Regions from separate parts of the Homo sapiens genome. Here all the other regions are linked to region 1. A link is a contact called in ENCODE Hi-C or POLR2A ChIA-PET data. All regions are on one chromosome and are shown on one strand. Each heading gives the region's core, a stretch centred on a gene start or an enhancer-like site at or near the end of the contact. The rest is flanking DNA. Distances are from core to core; before and after follow the strand shown.

The links. Hi-C counts contacts between places; a loop is a spot of excess contacts on that map. ChIA-PET counts read pairs that join two places held with the same protein, here RNA polymerase II (POLR2A). Pooled maps may share reads with other maps.
Region 2: a map of CD8-positive, alpha-beta T cell shows a loop between it and region 1 (11-fold over the local background). The contact joins the enhancer-like site here to the promoter of ZFHX3-AS1 in region 1. A Hi-C loop is called at or near these places in 1 of 168 maps with a recorded cell type or tissue (CD8-positive, alpha-beta T cell), 3 of 37 single-sample maps with no recorded cell type and 5 of 50 pooled maps.
Region 3: a loop to region 1 is called in a map of B cell, with 9 times the contacts of the local background. The contact joins the promoter of TAT-AS1 here to the promoter of ZFHX3-AS1 in region 1. A Hi-C loop is called at or near these places in 4 of 168 maps with a recorded cell type or tissue (B cell, CD4-positive, alpha-beta T cell, CD8-positive, alpha-beta T cell and 1 more) and 8 of 50 pooled maps. POLR2A ChIA-PET finds 5 or more read pairs at or near these places in 2 of 52 experiments (activated CD8-positive, alpha-beta memory T cell and activated naive CD4-positive, alpha-beta T cell).

What each region holds. Positions count from the first base shown.
Region 1 is chr16:72,663,089-72,668,230 of GRCh38, reverse strand. ZFHX3-AS1 (ZFHX3 antisense RNA 1) reads right to left here and starts at 3,098. Exons shown (of 4, transcript NR_171704.1): 1 at 2,898-3,098. It overlaps LINC01572 (long intergenic non-protein coding RNA 1572), which reads left to right and starts at 3,261. Exons shown (of 14, transcript NR_126330.2): 1 at 3,261-3,339. RefSeq lists enhancers at 3,300-3,359, 3,400-3,519.
Region 2 is chr16:73,948,844-73,953,985 of GRCh38, reverse strand. No RefSeq gene overlaps it. Among named protein-coding and RNA genes, the nearest start is that of PSMD7-DT, 260 kb to the left of the region's middle. Within about 2 kb of position 2,250, at least 5 of the 41 ENCODE cell types and tissues checked have a DNase peak (open chromatin) inside an H3K27ac peak, as active enhancers do.
Region 3 is chr16:71,562,318-71,567,459 of GRCh38, reverse strand. TAT-AS1 (TAT antisense RNA 1) reads right to left here and starts at 2,444. Exons shown (of 3, transcript NR_103852.1): 1 at 2,338-2,444; 2 at 1,259-1,409. TAT (tyrosine aminotransferase) reads left to right here. Exons shown (of 12, transcript NM_000353.3): 12 at 1-1,800. It overlaps LOC124903710 (a long non-coding RNA gene), which reads left to right and starts at 2,520. Exons shown (of 2, transcript XR_007065106.1): 1 at 2,520-2,567; 2 at 2,636-3,807. It also overlaps the pseudogene RNU6-1061P. RefSeq lists an enhancer at 1,493-2,024.

The sequences.
Region 1 (5,142 bases), core at 1,849-4,348:
TATATTAGAGGTACCAAGTGCCATGAAAAGATTAATTCGAACTGCATTAAATACCTTCAGCACCACACCCAGCTGGATGAAATCTGTTTGTCCTGTAATCTTCCATAGCACTTTATCTATAATCCTCTTATGGTCTTCTTTCATCTTGCTCAATAATTATTTTTTTATTTGTCTCATTTCCTCTACCCTTGTACTTGAGGCCACAGTCTTGGTCTTTGTGGTGCATGTAGTCTGACAAGAAATTTTTTTTGGAGTTCAAATTTATTTACACGATAAAGTTACACAAAAAATTAAATTTTGTAAAGTTAGGTATTTAATAAATGATCTCAAAAATAGGTCCTTGTAACTCTAGGATATATGTAGCCAAACGTATGGATCTTAATCCCTGCATGGCACTTAGTACAGTTCCTTTAACACAACAAGTACTCAATAAAAAAAGCTGTGCATAAACCAATGGGGTCTGGGAAAAATGTATTTGGATATGCAATAAAAATACTTAATATGTCCAATATCCACCATCAGGTTATGATTCCAAACGAAGTAACATGGTGGTGGTTTTTGCAAACTGATAACCTGTAAGTCAAAACCAGCCAAACTGTTTTGTTTGGATGGCTCGGGTGGGGATGGAGGGTTGTTTACAATTTTAATTTGAATGTCTTCTGTCTGGGCAAATATACTTTGAATTGCCACAGGCCCTACCACTTCCTATTATCTTACACTAATCTGACTTACACATTTATGCTATCTATAGGTCTAAAAATGGGAGTTCTGAAAGGTGACAGATAATTGCTCCCAATCATTTCTGCTTTTTGAGTCTTGGCTACTGTTATGGCCTTGAGTCTCCCCAAAAGTTATATGTTAAAGGTGTAACCCCTAGTACTTCAGAAAGTAACCCTATTTGGAGATAAGGTGTTTGAAGAGGTAATTAAGCTAAAATGAGGTCTTTAACACGGGCCTAAATCCAGTAGGGTTGGTGTGCTTACAAGGAAAGAAAATTTGGACACAGGTGTGCACACACATGGAGAAAACAGCACATGAAGACAAAGAGATGAGACAGTGATCTGAGTCAAGGACAGAGACCTCAGAAAGAAACCAACCCTGCTGATACCTTGATCTTGAACTTCTAGCCTCCAGAATTGTGAGAAAATAACTTTCTGTTGTTTAAGCCACCTAGTCTGTGGCATTTTGTTATGTTTGCTCTAGCAAACTAATATGGATCTCAACTATATTTAGTATTAATCTTGGCAGTTTTACATCAAAACTTATTTGTTCAAGTCTGTCTGCCAGGTACATGGTGAACACAATTCTGAGTAGTTTAGGGTTTAGATGATGCAAGTTATATGTAAGATATATTCATAAACATAAATAAGAAACATTATAAAGAATACAAAAAAATGCCAAATAAAGACTATTATAGGCATTCAGGAGGGAGAGAGGTGACTATGGACTAGGTCACAAAAGATTCACAATTTGACCTGGGTCTTAAAAGCGTAAGTAGGATTCAGCCAAGCTGAGGAGAGAGGACATCAAGGAGATAACAGTGAACAATGCCAAATACATGTCTACTACCGGAGGAAATTTATTTTTCTCCTTTTAAGTACCTCTATGTTCAAGTTTCTTTTCTGTGCTTTCTAACCTCTAAGATCACTATATATTTTTAAATGAATGGTGTAAGTCCTTACAAAATTTAGGCATTTTTTTTTCTTGTCAGATAAATAACAGTTCAACTGACTTTGTTCAGTACAACACTGACATCCAAAGGATACTCGGGTTCATCTGAAGGCCTCTTGGGCTTCTGCTGAGTTGGTTTGATTTTCAAATGGTCTATGTAGGCAGTAAGCTGCTCATGGAACATTCTCTTTTGAAACCCTGGGCATTTTTTGATCTCTTACCCATTTATCAAATCTCATCACATTAAATGGCTCCACAATGCAGGTGGCCTGTGTTTTCCTAAGTGCCTCCTCTTCTTAAGAATGTATTACTCAGTTCATTAATGTTTCATACTTAAGTATTCTGTGTATTTAATTTTTTATTTAATGAAATTTCTAACCTTCAGGCTGACGAATTATTCAGAATGTTTCATCCAAGCTGTTGGAAAAGTGCTCATTAGCAGGGAGTTTTGAAGATGGAATTTTAAGAAAGGGGTTGGCAGGATCCCAAACACATATAGATCTAAGCTTTCATAAATGCTTCCCTACCTTAGCTATGGAGGAAGAAATTGTTGATAAGCAGATAAGTTTTGCTTTAGTTTTTACATTTTAGTGACAATAACAATGATTTCTGTGGTCTGATAAAAGATGTTCGTTTAAAGAGTTATCTGCAGAAAGCTGTGTGGTCACTAATGTTTACTTTCATTGACAAATGAGATCGTCTTGTGTGGGACTATCATCATCAAATGAGACACAACTGAAACTAAAGCAGCCATGCTTACCATTCGGTTTAAAATTTTTAAAATTAAAATAATGCTCCTAACGAAAGGAGTCTCAGCTGAATTAGTTTGAGTGTTGGCATGGACTGGGCTCAAATCACCTGCTCATCTTTAACACCTGCCTTCAGATTTATGGGCGATTAAGAACTTAAGTCTGAGAACCTATGAGACTGTCACAGAAAATAAAATTTCAGTTCTTCGTCCATTAACTGGTTCAGATGAAATTTGGGGTCAGAAACAACCAGAACGTTAAATTTCATTGTAAACTTAAATCGCATTCAATGGTTAAAGACTACAAAATGTATGTAGTGCAGTTAAAAAACCTCACACAGCAAGAGGTTATTGAATGTTTAAAGATCCAAAATTTCAACTTTTTGTGGTTAAGTACAGTTATGTTGGGTAACAAAGTTGACAGCAGGTTTCTGTTACCCCCCTGTTGGAGGAGGAGGAGGCGCTACCACACGCTTACCTTAGGGAAATAACGTGCACTTTATAACCGTTCAGGTAAATCGTTGGGTGAGAAAGAAGAATAAAGGACACAGCCGGTGGAGGGACCCCAGCACACAGTCCCGTGGGTGCTCCGGAGGAAACGGCCGCAGCCCCAAATCTCCTAGTCTCTCTAGCAGGGAGTTTTCCCGCGGAGTCTCGCCTGGCGGCCGGAAGCCACCTCAAGCCGCCCACCCGGAAGCCGTCGTCTTGGCAACTGGGTATCGTCCCACCCCCTTTTCTTAGCAACGCCTATCGCCTTAGACGTCTGAGGTCAGCCGAGCCTCGATTGGTTCCTCTGTCTTTCACTCTGGGAGACGTTTGAGACCCAGCGTCTCTAGATCTCGTATTTGAATTTGTGGCGCTTGGTGTCCGCGAGTTGCCGAATGAAGCTGAGCGTCTCAGTGGAACCAGGGATCTCAGGGGTGAGCGACCGCGAGGGGAGAGCGACGAAAAGGGCGGCCGGAGCTGGAGGGGCGCGGAGTTAAACAAAAAAGGGCGGCCGGAGCTGCAGGGGCGCCGAGTTAAACACGTCATTTCCAGATGGGGGGCTTCAGGCGAGCTGCTTAGCTCCCCTGAGGCAGGCCCTCCGTCTGTTCGCCTTTTCGTAGCCTCTGAGTTTTTCCCTCACGTCGTTTTCCGGCAGTCCCAGAGACGCCACGCCTGCCCCCGTTCTGTTGCCCCTGATGGAAGGCTCCTCTTAACGCTACCTTCCCTCTTTCACAAAATGTCTCTCAGCTTCCTTATTTCGACGTGCTTACACCTCCCCCAAGTATAATTCACTCCCCACTGATGTCTTTGGTAGTTTCATCCTCGTCTTCATCACTAATACTATGAGACACGGGGTGCGTGCACTTGACGATGTAGAAAAATGGTTTTCGCGCAACCTGGTGAGCGTCCCACACCTCACAAATTGAATCCAAAAAATTCCTTATTCATAAAAGATGCTGCTGTCCTACTCTTCCCGACCGGGAATATCATGACGTGGAAAGCAGCAAGTGACAGCGTTTTATAAAGCGCTACAAAAGTAAGCTATTGATGCGTTCACATCGGAAACATAATTGTTTTGTTTTCGGTCGGACCCTCTGGATCCATAGGTTTCGTATTGGGTTTATGGATACTGTTCAGACTTTGAAATGAATAATGCCAAAAGTTACGTTGGAGGACAAACTGAGGATTGATCCCAAGCACAAAAGTAACCACTGATTAAAACCTTCTCTTCATTAACCTTTAGCTTCTTTGTCTATTGTGATACTTCTCCCACCCCGGTGGATTTAATTTCCATTGAGATTTATGAACATTTTAGGAGTTTACAGTCTAAATAGACAGCTTTCCCCACCTCTCCTGTATATGACCATGAAAATCCTCTATTAACTTTCCAGTTTGATAATGCAGTATGAGCTTCTATATGCTTAGCCTCTAGAACAGAGATTCTTTTGGGGGTGGGGGGTCTTAGTCCTGTTTAAGACCCAGAGGAAAACCTTGGAGCTTTTCTCCAGAATATGACACATACACACAAAATTTTGTATTAGTTTTAGAGAGTTGTATTTTGTTTTAGTAGAAAAGAGATCTGACTTTGTTGCTCAGACTGATCTCCAGTGTCAGCCTCCCAAAGGGTTGGGATTACAAGCGTGAGCCGCCGAGCCCAACCCTGTTTTAGGGAGTTTTAGATTCTGTTTTGAAATGTGGATATTAGTGGGACCCCAGTCCAATTCTACACGTTTATTTATATATATACACACACGTATGTCTATATATATAATTATATATATTTACATAATATATATCTATGTATATAATTTTTTTAAGTAGAAATAAGCAGCGAAACAGTGTTTTAACTTCTACCGAATGGCTGTCATTTCTTAGTTTTAAGACTTGTAGTTCGGAGGGAGGTGGAATGAGAAGGCTGAAAATTTTACATGAGCTCTGATTTAAGGATATTAGAAAAGTCATTTCTAAGTGTGGCGGTCCACGCCTGTAATCCCAACCAACACTTTGGGAGGCTGAGGTGGAAAGACTGCTTCAGCCCAGGAGTTCGAGACCAACCCAGGAGTTCAAGACGATAGTCGGACCCCATCTCTACAAAAAAATTTTAAAATTAGCCAGCCGTGGTGGTGTTCGCCTTGCTCCCAGCTACTCAGGAGGCTGAGGTGGGAGGATCACTTGGGCCGGGGAATTCCAGGCTGCAGTGGCCAATGATCGTGCCTATCTCCAAAACAAACAAACAA
Region 2 (5,142 bases), core at 1,001-3,500, 1.3 Mb before region 1:
ATCCATGTTTCTCTTTATATCTTGATTTCTGCCTGTTGTGGGGGCAAAAAGGAAACATTGTGCTGGAGCTGCTGATGGGAATCTAAATGACCACAGTCACTACGGAAAGCAGGACGGAAGTTTCTCAAAACATTCAAAACAGAGCTACTATATGATCCAGCAATCCCACTACTGGGTGTATATCCAAAGAAAATGAAATCAGTATGTTGAAGAGAGATGTGTGCACTTCCTTGTTCATTGCAGGATTTTTCACAGTAGCCAAGACATGGAATCAAACTAAGTGTCCCTCAGTGGGTAAATTAATCCAGAAGGTATGGATATATATGTACACACCATACTTTCTGTATGTATATATACTTTCTATATGTATGTGTGTATATATATATACACACACACATACATACACACACAATGAAATAGTATTCAGGTTTAAAAAAGAAAGAAATCCTGTGATTTGTGACAACATGGATGAACCTGGAAGACAAATACCTCAGTACCCCACTTATATGTGGAATCTAAAAAAATTGAACTCATTGGAGCATAGAATGGTGCCTACTTGCAGGTTGGAGAGATGGTCAAAGAACATAAAATTTCAGTTAGGAGGAATAAGTTCAAGAGGTGTATTGTACAACATGGTGACTATATTAATAATCATGTGTCTTATTTTGAAAATTGCTGAGAGTGGATTTTAGTGCTCCCACCACACAAATGGTATGTGAGGTAATGTATATGTTAGCTTAGTTGAGTCATTCTGCAATGAATATGTATTTCAAAACAACATGTTGTACATAATAAATACACAAGATGTTGTCTATGTTAAAAACCCATCGGACTGGAAATAGTTCCTTTCACTGAAACTCTTCAGATCATTTTGTTTGAGGGTGTTTTCCTTTGATCTCCAGCCTTTTATTGTTGATGTTTTGGTTGTTGATTGTAGCAATTCATTTTCTCAAAGCTGCCCCTTTTTCAATCTTGAAATCTGATCGGATAAAACGAAGGAGGGAAAAGGAAAGAGTAAGAGGTAAGGAGGTCAAGAGGATAAATGAAGTGGGATCAGGCTGGGAGGGAATCTGGATGGCTGTTATTCTGCAGGTTAGCATGCTAAGGGCTGTTTTGTGGCTTGAACTGAACAACTGGCACCTCTGGAAACCTGGTCTATGTTGTGTGTGTGTGTGTGTGTGTGTGTGTGTGCGTGTGTACACTCAGAATTCAATGTTAGTTTCTTCCTACCTTACTAGTATTCAGGGTTGCCTTTATTAACCACTAGTGGAATCAAATGACACATTCACAGTATCTTGTCTATGTGGTTCCAAAGTCAGCAAGACTGATCTTACATTTTTTGACATTGCTATTCAGGTCACTTCAACCTAAAGAAACTGAGTCTACCACTGCCTCTCTGGCAGAGAAATCATGTGCTCTCTCTAACCCAGGTCTTTAGATGTAAAAGAACTGGTAACTGGGAGGTCAAGGGCTCAATCTGTTTTTGTTTCTTGGTAAGTCTAAAAGGTTTATTGTCTAGTGTCTGCACAAACCCGGGGGTGGGGAGGGTTGGGATTATGAGTGGAGAGAGTGATTCAGTACCCTCTTTTTTTTTTTTTTTTTTTTGAGACAGAGTCTCACTCTGTTGCCCAGGCTGGAGGGCAGTGGTGCGATCTCAGCTCACTGCAACGTCCACCTCCTGGGTTCAAGCGATTCTTGTGCCTCAGCCTCCCAAGTACAGGTGCCCACCACTATGCCCAGTTAATTTTTGTATTTTTAGTAGAGACAGGGTTTCACCATGTTGGCCAGGCTGGTCTCGAACTCCTGACCCAAGTGATTCACCTGCCTTGGCCTCCCAAAGTGCTGGGATTACAGGTGTGAGCCACCATGCCCAGCCTCAGTGCCCTCTTGATTTCTGAATTTTTATGTTATGGGGGTTGCCTCTTTCTGTCCCTATGACATGGCTCTTGGGGTGTAGGTGTGATGTGAATGCTCTGTAGCGTCCCTTGGGCATCTGGCTAGGGTTTTGCCTGACAGCCATGAAAGCATGCTAGCTGCATGAAGTCCTCATCTGTTCCTTCCATTCTTATCCTTTCCGAGGGAAGGAATGAAGGAAGGACTGAGGGGGAAAGTCCCTGGAGTCAGGCTGTGGCCTTTCTCCCCCAGCTTCCCCCTTGCCTTTTGTCTTAGCCAGAGTCAAGCTACTAGTCTGCAAGTTGTTCTGCAGATGGCTCAGCAGCAGACATCCAGCTGGGCTGACTTCACCCACAGAGTGTCTGTGTTTGTGTTTGACAGCCAAGACAGGGAGCAGGAAAGCTGTTTTCATTGGGATCAGGCTTGGTTGTTTCTCCAAAGGCAGTGGGTTGAACGGCTCTGCTGCTTTCTGGAGCCGTGAGGCCATGAAGAGAAGTTTGGATGAAGGACAGATGTATTATCTAGGAAGGAGTCCTGGCTCTTCTTCCAAAACATGTTCAGTCATTGCCTGTTCCAGCAAATGAAACGAGTCCCCCAAGCTGTGTTTATGTAGAGACCATTCCTGGGAGAGGGAAAAAAACCTCTGACATTAATCCTCCTTTGCTCCGAAGCAAGTAACAGGTGTCAGTTGATACCCATTTTATTTTATTTTTGAGACAGTCAAAGTCTGTCACCAAGGCTGGAGTGCAGTGGCGTGATCATGGCTCACTGTAACCTCAGCCTCCCAGGTTCATGTGATTCTCGTGGCTCAGTCTCCTGAGTAGCTGGAATTACAGGCATGTGCCACCACACCCAGCTAATTTTTCTATTTTTAGCAGAGATGTGGTTTTGCCATGTTGACCAGGCTGGTCTCGAACTCCTGGCCTTAAGTGATCCTCCTGCCTCAGCCTCCCAAAGTGTTGGGATTACAGGTGTAAGTCACTGTACCCGGCCGATACCCATTTTATAGATGAGGAAATAGAGGCATTGAGGAGTGAAGCAAGTCAGTGCTTCTCAAATTTAAACGTATTCATGAAATGCCTAGGAATTTTGTTAAGATGTAGCAGTCTGACCAACATGGTGAAGCCCTGTTTCTACTAAAAAAAAAAAAATTACAAAATTAGCTGGGCATGGTAGCTCATGCCTATCATCCCCGCTACTTGGGAGGCTGAGGCAGGAGAATCGCCTGAACCTGGGAGGTGGAGGTTGCAGTGAGCCGTTATTGCGCCATTGCACTCCAGCCTGGGCAACAACAGCAAAACTCTGTCTAAAAAAAAAAAAAAAAAAAAAAAGCAGCAGTCTGGAGGGAGGTCTGGGACTCTCTTTCTTTCTTTTTTTTTTTTTTTGAGATGGAGTCTCGCTCTGTTGCCCAGGCTGGAGTGCAGTGGCGCCATGTCCCCTCACTGCCTCACTGCAAGCTCCGCCTCCTGGGTTCACGCCATTCTCCTGCCTCAGCCTCCCGAGTAGCTGGGACTCCAGGCGTCCGCCACCACGCCCGGCTAATTTTTTTGTATTTTTAGTAGAGGCGGGGTTTCACTGTGTTCGCCAGGATGGTCTCAATCTCCTGACCTCATGACCGCCCACCTCAGCCTCCCAAAGCGCTGGGATTACAGGCATGAGCCACCACGCCCGGCCTGCCTGCGACTCTATTTCTAACATGCTCCATGGTGGTACTGATGCTGCCAATCTGTGACCCATATTGGGAGTTTCTAAGATGTGGATCATCTAGGCACACAGTGCATTAGTGAGCAATGTATTAGATAACAGTACTTCCCCATAGCCTCAGGAAGCAGAACCATGTTGTTTTCTCCGTGAGGCTATATCTAAATTGTTTCAGAACAGTTAACCTATGAAGCATACCATTTACTGGTTGTTCTGACTATATGGCATAAAACAACCAGAGTGACAGGTTTGAGTTTTAGCAGAATTAGCAAGTTAGACTGGTTTCACGCACCCATAATGATAGCCTGCTTTAGATAGCAGAGGCATAAGAAATGGTATCCAAGCATCAGAAACTCAGCAGTGCTTAGAACAGAAGGCACATACCAGCTTATAAATTCTTGTTTCATTCCAACTAAAGCCCATAAATTGTGTGTGTGTGTTTGTGTTTGTAGGTCCAATGTTACTCTGTTTCTAACTGCACTTCTGTTGTCTATTTCCTTATAACATGTAATCGGAGAAGAGCTGGCAAAAGGCAATCTTTCCCATGTGCTCCTACTCACAAAGATTTCACAATTTGATGATGACTCACACATCTGCATGGAAAAATATGCTACTACCCTCAGCTGCAGTAGTTTATGCCTTTCGCTCATCTAGAATGATTACCCAGAAGTATGTAATAGTCACCTAATGGGGAGCAGGTGTGAGAAGAAACAGTCATTTTGAACAAAGGGAATGGACGTACATTGCAGCATGAAGGATTTAGGTTAGACATCCACTCGCGGGGAGAATTCTCTTCTGTCAGCAAGAGCAGTGAAACACTGGGATACGGGATGAAAGCAGAGTTGTGGCACATTCTCAGGGCATTTGAAAAGAAAAGGCCAGGTGGTTTGATTTCAATGCTTTCTGAACTGCTCCTCTCAGAGGGAGGCGAATGAATTCTGTGATGGCTGAGGATCATTTTCAGTTCTGTGATTCATGAGCTCCGAGTTCTGGGGACATCTGATTAAAAACCAAGTCAAAGAGCCGCATATTCCAGAGGTCCTTTCTGATCATCCTGATTGATACCGGGATTTCATTTTTGGCATGGTGAGGGTGGCCAATAAGTATTTGTTAAGACCAATTTTGTATAATGTCTTTTTCTTTGGATGATTTTTTACCTGCATCTTCAATGGTCATAGAAATGGTCTTTCCTAGGGGTTTAAAACGTATTGCAAGTAGAGTATCATCTGGAATACTCAAGAGATCCAAAAAGCCATCAGACATTCTTTCTCTCCGTATTATTTGGAATCGTCCAACTTTTAACAGGCTGTACAATTGTCCTTTATTTTCCTTTCTAATTGGAATTTCAACTAGGAATGCCTGTAGGTATTGAATGCCCTCACTTCAAATGACTTGCTGCACTAGGCAATGATAAAGGATGCCCATACATTGGCCCAAAATTGCTACACTGCCATCATTTTTGGTACGATACCATATTAAAACCTATGTCTTGAGAGACAGTGACAGTGCCTAAAAATAATGGAGATGAGATTTTCCCAGCTTTTCGGA
Region 3 (5,142 bases), core at 1,195-3,694, 1.1 Mb after region 1:
AGAAGTTCAATATAAGCTTTTCTTTTCTTTGTTTCTTTCTTTCTTTATTTTGAGATGGAGTCTTGCTCTGTCGCCCATGCTGGAGTGCAGTGGCGCGATCTCGGCTCACTGCAACCTCCACCTCCTGGGTTCAAGCGATTCTCTTGCCTCAACCTCCCAAGCAGTTGGGACTACAGGCGTGAGCCACCATGCCCGGCTAATTTTTGTATTTTTAGTAGAGACAGGGTTTCACCATGTTAGCCAGGCTGGTCTCAAACTCCTGACCTCAGGCAATCTGCCCGCCTGGGTCTCCTAAAGTACTGGGATTACAGGCGTGAGCCACCTCGCCCAGCGGCATCAGGCTTTCTTAAAGTGAGAGCACGCCTGTACTAGAGCAAGCAGGAATCAGAGACCTTCCAGAAATACTACTGTGTAAGGGCCAGAAATATCTTCACTTGTCATTGTTATATAATCATTATTACTTTTGCTGTAATGTTAATATTGATTTATTAATATATATTATCTTTTCATACATTTTCTAAGAAACATTTATATTGATAAGATCTTTTATTTTGCCAAGGGCATAAATTATTGTTTTTCTTTTTTTTTTTTTAATAAATTTCACCAAGTATGGCTCTTCTGTGATGTGTTTTTTTCTCCGTTTGGGAATTTCTAATCCCAGGCACTCCTCAGTCTCATTGTTTCATTACCTATGAGGTTTCATTTACTTCTTTGTAAATGTACTGACTTTTGGAGTTACTTAAGAACCACAGTTCCTAAAACATTTTATTTGGGAGCTCAACTTCTGGCTTCCTACTTACCAAGAGGCAGTAAGTTATAACCTCTGGCCTTTGTCTTTACATTTTCAACTTTCTGGATCCCTAACCTCTGGTCCCAAGTTACTACGCTTGCCTATATCCACTAACCACTCACTAGGTCACAAAGTTGATGGCTCTGGCTTGACCCAGTGAATGAGAAGTGTCCTAGATGTTTTTTTTTTTTTTTTTTTTTCGCAAATCTTCATAGGCACAGTTGCCTGTTTAATTTTTTCTTCAGCCCTTCCCTTAGAGGAGGGAGCCTTAAGTTACCTTTCAAGGTTGGGGGTTAGGAATCTATCATAACTAGTCTAGAGATTTCTCACCAAGGGAAATTTTCCTTATCTAAAAGAGGAACTTCAGGTCTCAACCCTGCCAGTCACACCCAATTAATGTCCTTCACAAAAATAAACAGCATATGTTCCCTTTCAATTTGAGTTCAGTGAGCTCACAGCAAAATTTACCTTTTAATTTTCTTCAGCAAATCCAAGACGAATATACAAAGGATGAGATTAGATAAAGATTTCAGTTTCCCGTATGCCACCGCTGCCGCCAATTTTCCAAAAAAGCCTGGCTCCTCTTTTCCTGTTCCTCCATCCAAGCCCCCAAAGATCTCTAACCAGAAATAAACAGGAAGACTCAGTGATTTACAAAAGACATTTTAGTTTTACACGTACAGAAAATTCTACCCAGCATTACAGAATTCTTAGACTTCTTAAATTCCTGATTTTCCTTGGTATTTACATTTTGATAAGGGAGCCAATGGTTCTTCAAACATTTGAAAAGAACACATACACACTGGACAATTTCAAACGATACAAACAAACGCAACTGTCCTTCTTTCTCATTCCTGTCCTTCAGCCACCCAGTTTCTTCTCCCCTGAGGGAATCAGTTATCATTTGCTGGTCATACTTCCAGATTATACTGTGCCTATGTAAGTGTGTGTGTGTGTGTGTGTGTGTGCACTTTTCATTTTTTCAAATAAAGTATTACTCAACTTTGTAATTCTGCGCGCTCTGGAGGTCAAAGGAGGGATGGCATTGCTGGGGTGTCCCCCACATCCTGAGTGTCTCTAGATAAAAAGGAGCTACCGGGCGGCGGCTGCTTTCCACACAAGCTTAAAATTGCCAAGAGTCAACTGCCAGTTGCTTTGGGTGGTGGCGTCAGAGTGTCTTCAGATAACACGAAGAATGCGTGTAAAGATCGGAGACGGCCGGGCGCGGTGGCTCACGCCTGTAATCCCGGCACTTTGGGAGGCCGAGGCGGGCGGATCACGAGGTCAGAAGTTTGAGACCATCTTGACCAACTTGGTGAAACCTCGGCTCTACTAAAAATACAAAAATTAGCCAAGCGTGGTGACGCGCGCCTGTAATCCTAGCTACTTAGAAGGCTGAGGCAGGAGAATCGCTTGAACACCGGAGGCAGAGCTTGCAGTGAGCCGAGATGGCGCCACTGCACTCCAGCCTGGGTGACAGAGCGAGACTCCATCTCAAAAAAAAAAAAAAAAGGACCGGAAACAAGGGCTCTCAGCTGCGAATTCACCTTTTCTTTGTGTCCGAGCCCCGCCTACCGGGTAACTGGAGAGTATCAGGACTGGGTGCTACCAAGCGCCTCACAGCAGCCCCCAGCCGACACCAACATCCCAACCCTGGGCGACCCGCGGCTGCGCAGGCGCGGATGCATGTTTAGGGGGCTGCGCTAGTCAGTGCGCATGCGCCGTCGCTAGGCAACAGGACACAGCTCCGGGCGCCGGCGTAGAATCTGAGCTGCAGGTGAGGGTTAGTTCCTTTATTCGGCCTCTGCGTTCTCTTAGGATGTTACATTTTGTTTCCTTTTTCAGCCTGTCTACCCTGGTCACACCCTGCTTCGAGTTTCTCTTCCTCCTTTGCCCCCGGTTTGGGCTCTGACTGGTGGAATTGTTCCAGGAAGTTGACAAAACATCCTAGGCTTTTGTAATCACCTGTTAACCTTTCCCAGCTCTGGATCAGAAGCAGCAACTTCCATGAGTTGTGACGCAGAGCAGACAATTCTATTAGCTGGTGTTAGTTTCCAATGGTATAGCCCCTTGGAACTTTTCTCCAAAGAATCGTGGCCCTCACCGTCCGCAGTGCCTGACATTAGGATCTCTACTCAGCCAGAAAAATAAATCCACCCCCGTGCCTTTGTCAAAGACAAAGCAGGACAGTAAAGCGGTTGAGACAGGTTTTAACCAGTAATATACTAATGGAATAAGGAGGAGTCCAGCACGAACTGAACTCAACTTTGATTTGTACAAATGTTACTCAGACTTTAAAGGAAAAATGGGGAAATAGGGAAGGGGAGAGGAATGAGGGGGCGCTCAGAAGAGTGAGGGAAGTGAAAGATTACAAAAAGTGCGAAGTAGGGGTTAGTCCATGTGAAACCCATCTGGGTTTGTTAAAGGGTGTTTCTGGAAGTTAGGCTTTTATCCTCCTACAGATGCTGGGAGATAGGAGCCATATCTTAAGGTGTTGGCTGGAACAGTAAATTCCTTTGGCAGCCTGAGTTTTTTTAGGCAGGCCCTTTAAAGCGGGGCTGGAGTCATCCTAGAGATGCTACCTTGAACTGTTAGAGACTGTGTTAGAGTTTTGTTCAAGTCTGTTGAGGCCTAGTCCACAAATGGCTCAGAGGAACCTGGCTAGAGTTTGGTCAAGGAGAGAATTTTTGTTACTCCGCATATTCTGCACATTATTCTGTGTGAGGTGTTGTATTTTACGTACCCTGAAGTTTGAATTATTGCATATATGTTGGAAAAGAACTGAATTCTCAGTACATATTATTTATATCCTTATTTATTTTAAACAATTTAGGTTTATTTACAAACAAGTTTCATATAATGTTATAGAACCTGCAAATACAGATGCTCTCTATAGGCCAAATTGTTTCACAGCACCTTCCAAAGAGGCAGTCAGTCATTTGCTAAGGTTAAGGTTGAAGCTGTATAGGAGGTGATGCCCAATTCCTCAAAGAAAACAATAAACAGAAGAACTAGCACATGTGTGTCTTAATTTTTGTGTGTTTCAAATGTAGAAAAGAATTATTGGTCTTTAACTCATTTGATAGCCTAAATTTAATGTATTTTTACGTTATACCATATTTAAAAAGTAAAGCTGTGGGAGTGTTCCCTTTGGCAGTGCATATTCTAAAATTGGAACAATACAGAGAAGATTAGCATGGTACTAGCAAACCAAATTCAACAGTATGTTACAAGGATTATACACCATGATCAAGTGGGATTTATTACTGAGATGCAACATATAAAAATCAATCAATATAATATGCCACATTAACAGAATGAAGGACAAAAACCACATGATCATCTCAACTGATGTAGAAAAGTTAGTTGACAAGATTTGACACCTTTTCACGATAGAAACACTCAACAAACTAGAAACAGAAGGAACCTACCTCAAGATAATAATAAGGACCATCTATGAATAGCTTGTATCGGCCAGGCAAGGTGGCTCACGCCTGTAATCCTAACACTTTGGGAGGCCGAGGTGGGTGGATCACCTGAGGTCAGGAGTTTGAGACCAGCCTGGACAACATGGCGAAACCTCATCTCTACTAAAAATACAAAAATTAGCCAGGCGTGGTGGCACATGCCTGTAGTTCCAGCTACTCAGGAGGCTGAGGCAGGAGAATTGCTTGAACCCAGGAGGCAGAGGCTGTAGTGAGCCAAGATCGTGCCACTGCACTCCAGCCTGGGTGACAGAGCAAGACTCCATCTCCAAATAAAGAAAGAAACAAAGAAAGAAAAGAAAAGCTTATATTTAACTTCATACTCAATGGTGAAAGACTAAAATCTCTTTTTCTAAGATCAGGAAAAAAGCATGGATGCCCACTTTCACCACTTTGATTCAACATAGTATTGGAAGTAGTGGCCAGAGCAATAAGACAAGAAAAAGAAATAAAAGGCATTGTGTTGCAGGAAGTCAGGGACCCCAAATGGAGGGACCAGCTGGAGCTGAGGCAGAAGAACATAAATTATGAGGATTTCATGGACATTTATCAATTCCCAAAATTAATACTTTTAAAGTTTCTTACGCCTGTCTTTACTGCAATCTTTGAACATAAATTGTGAAGATTTCATGGACATTTATCACTTCCCTAATAATACTCTTATAATTTCTTATGTCTGTCTTTACTTTAATCTCTTAATCCTGTTATCTTTGTAAGCTGAGAATGTACGTCACCTCAGGACCACTATTGTACAAATTGATTGTAGAACATGTGTGTTTGAACAATATGAAATCTGATTGTAAAACAGGTGTGTTTGAACAATATGAAATCAGTGCACCCTGAAAAAGAACAGAATAACAGTGATTT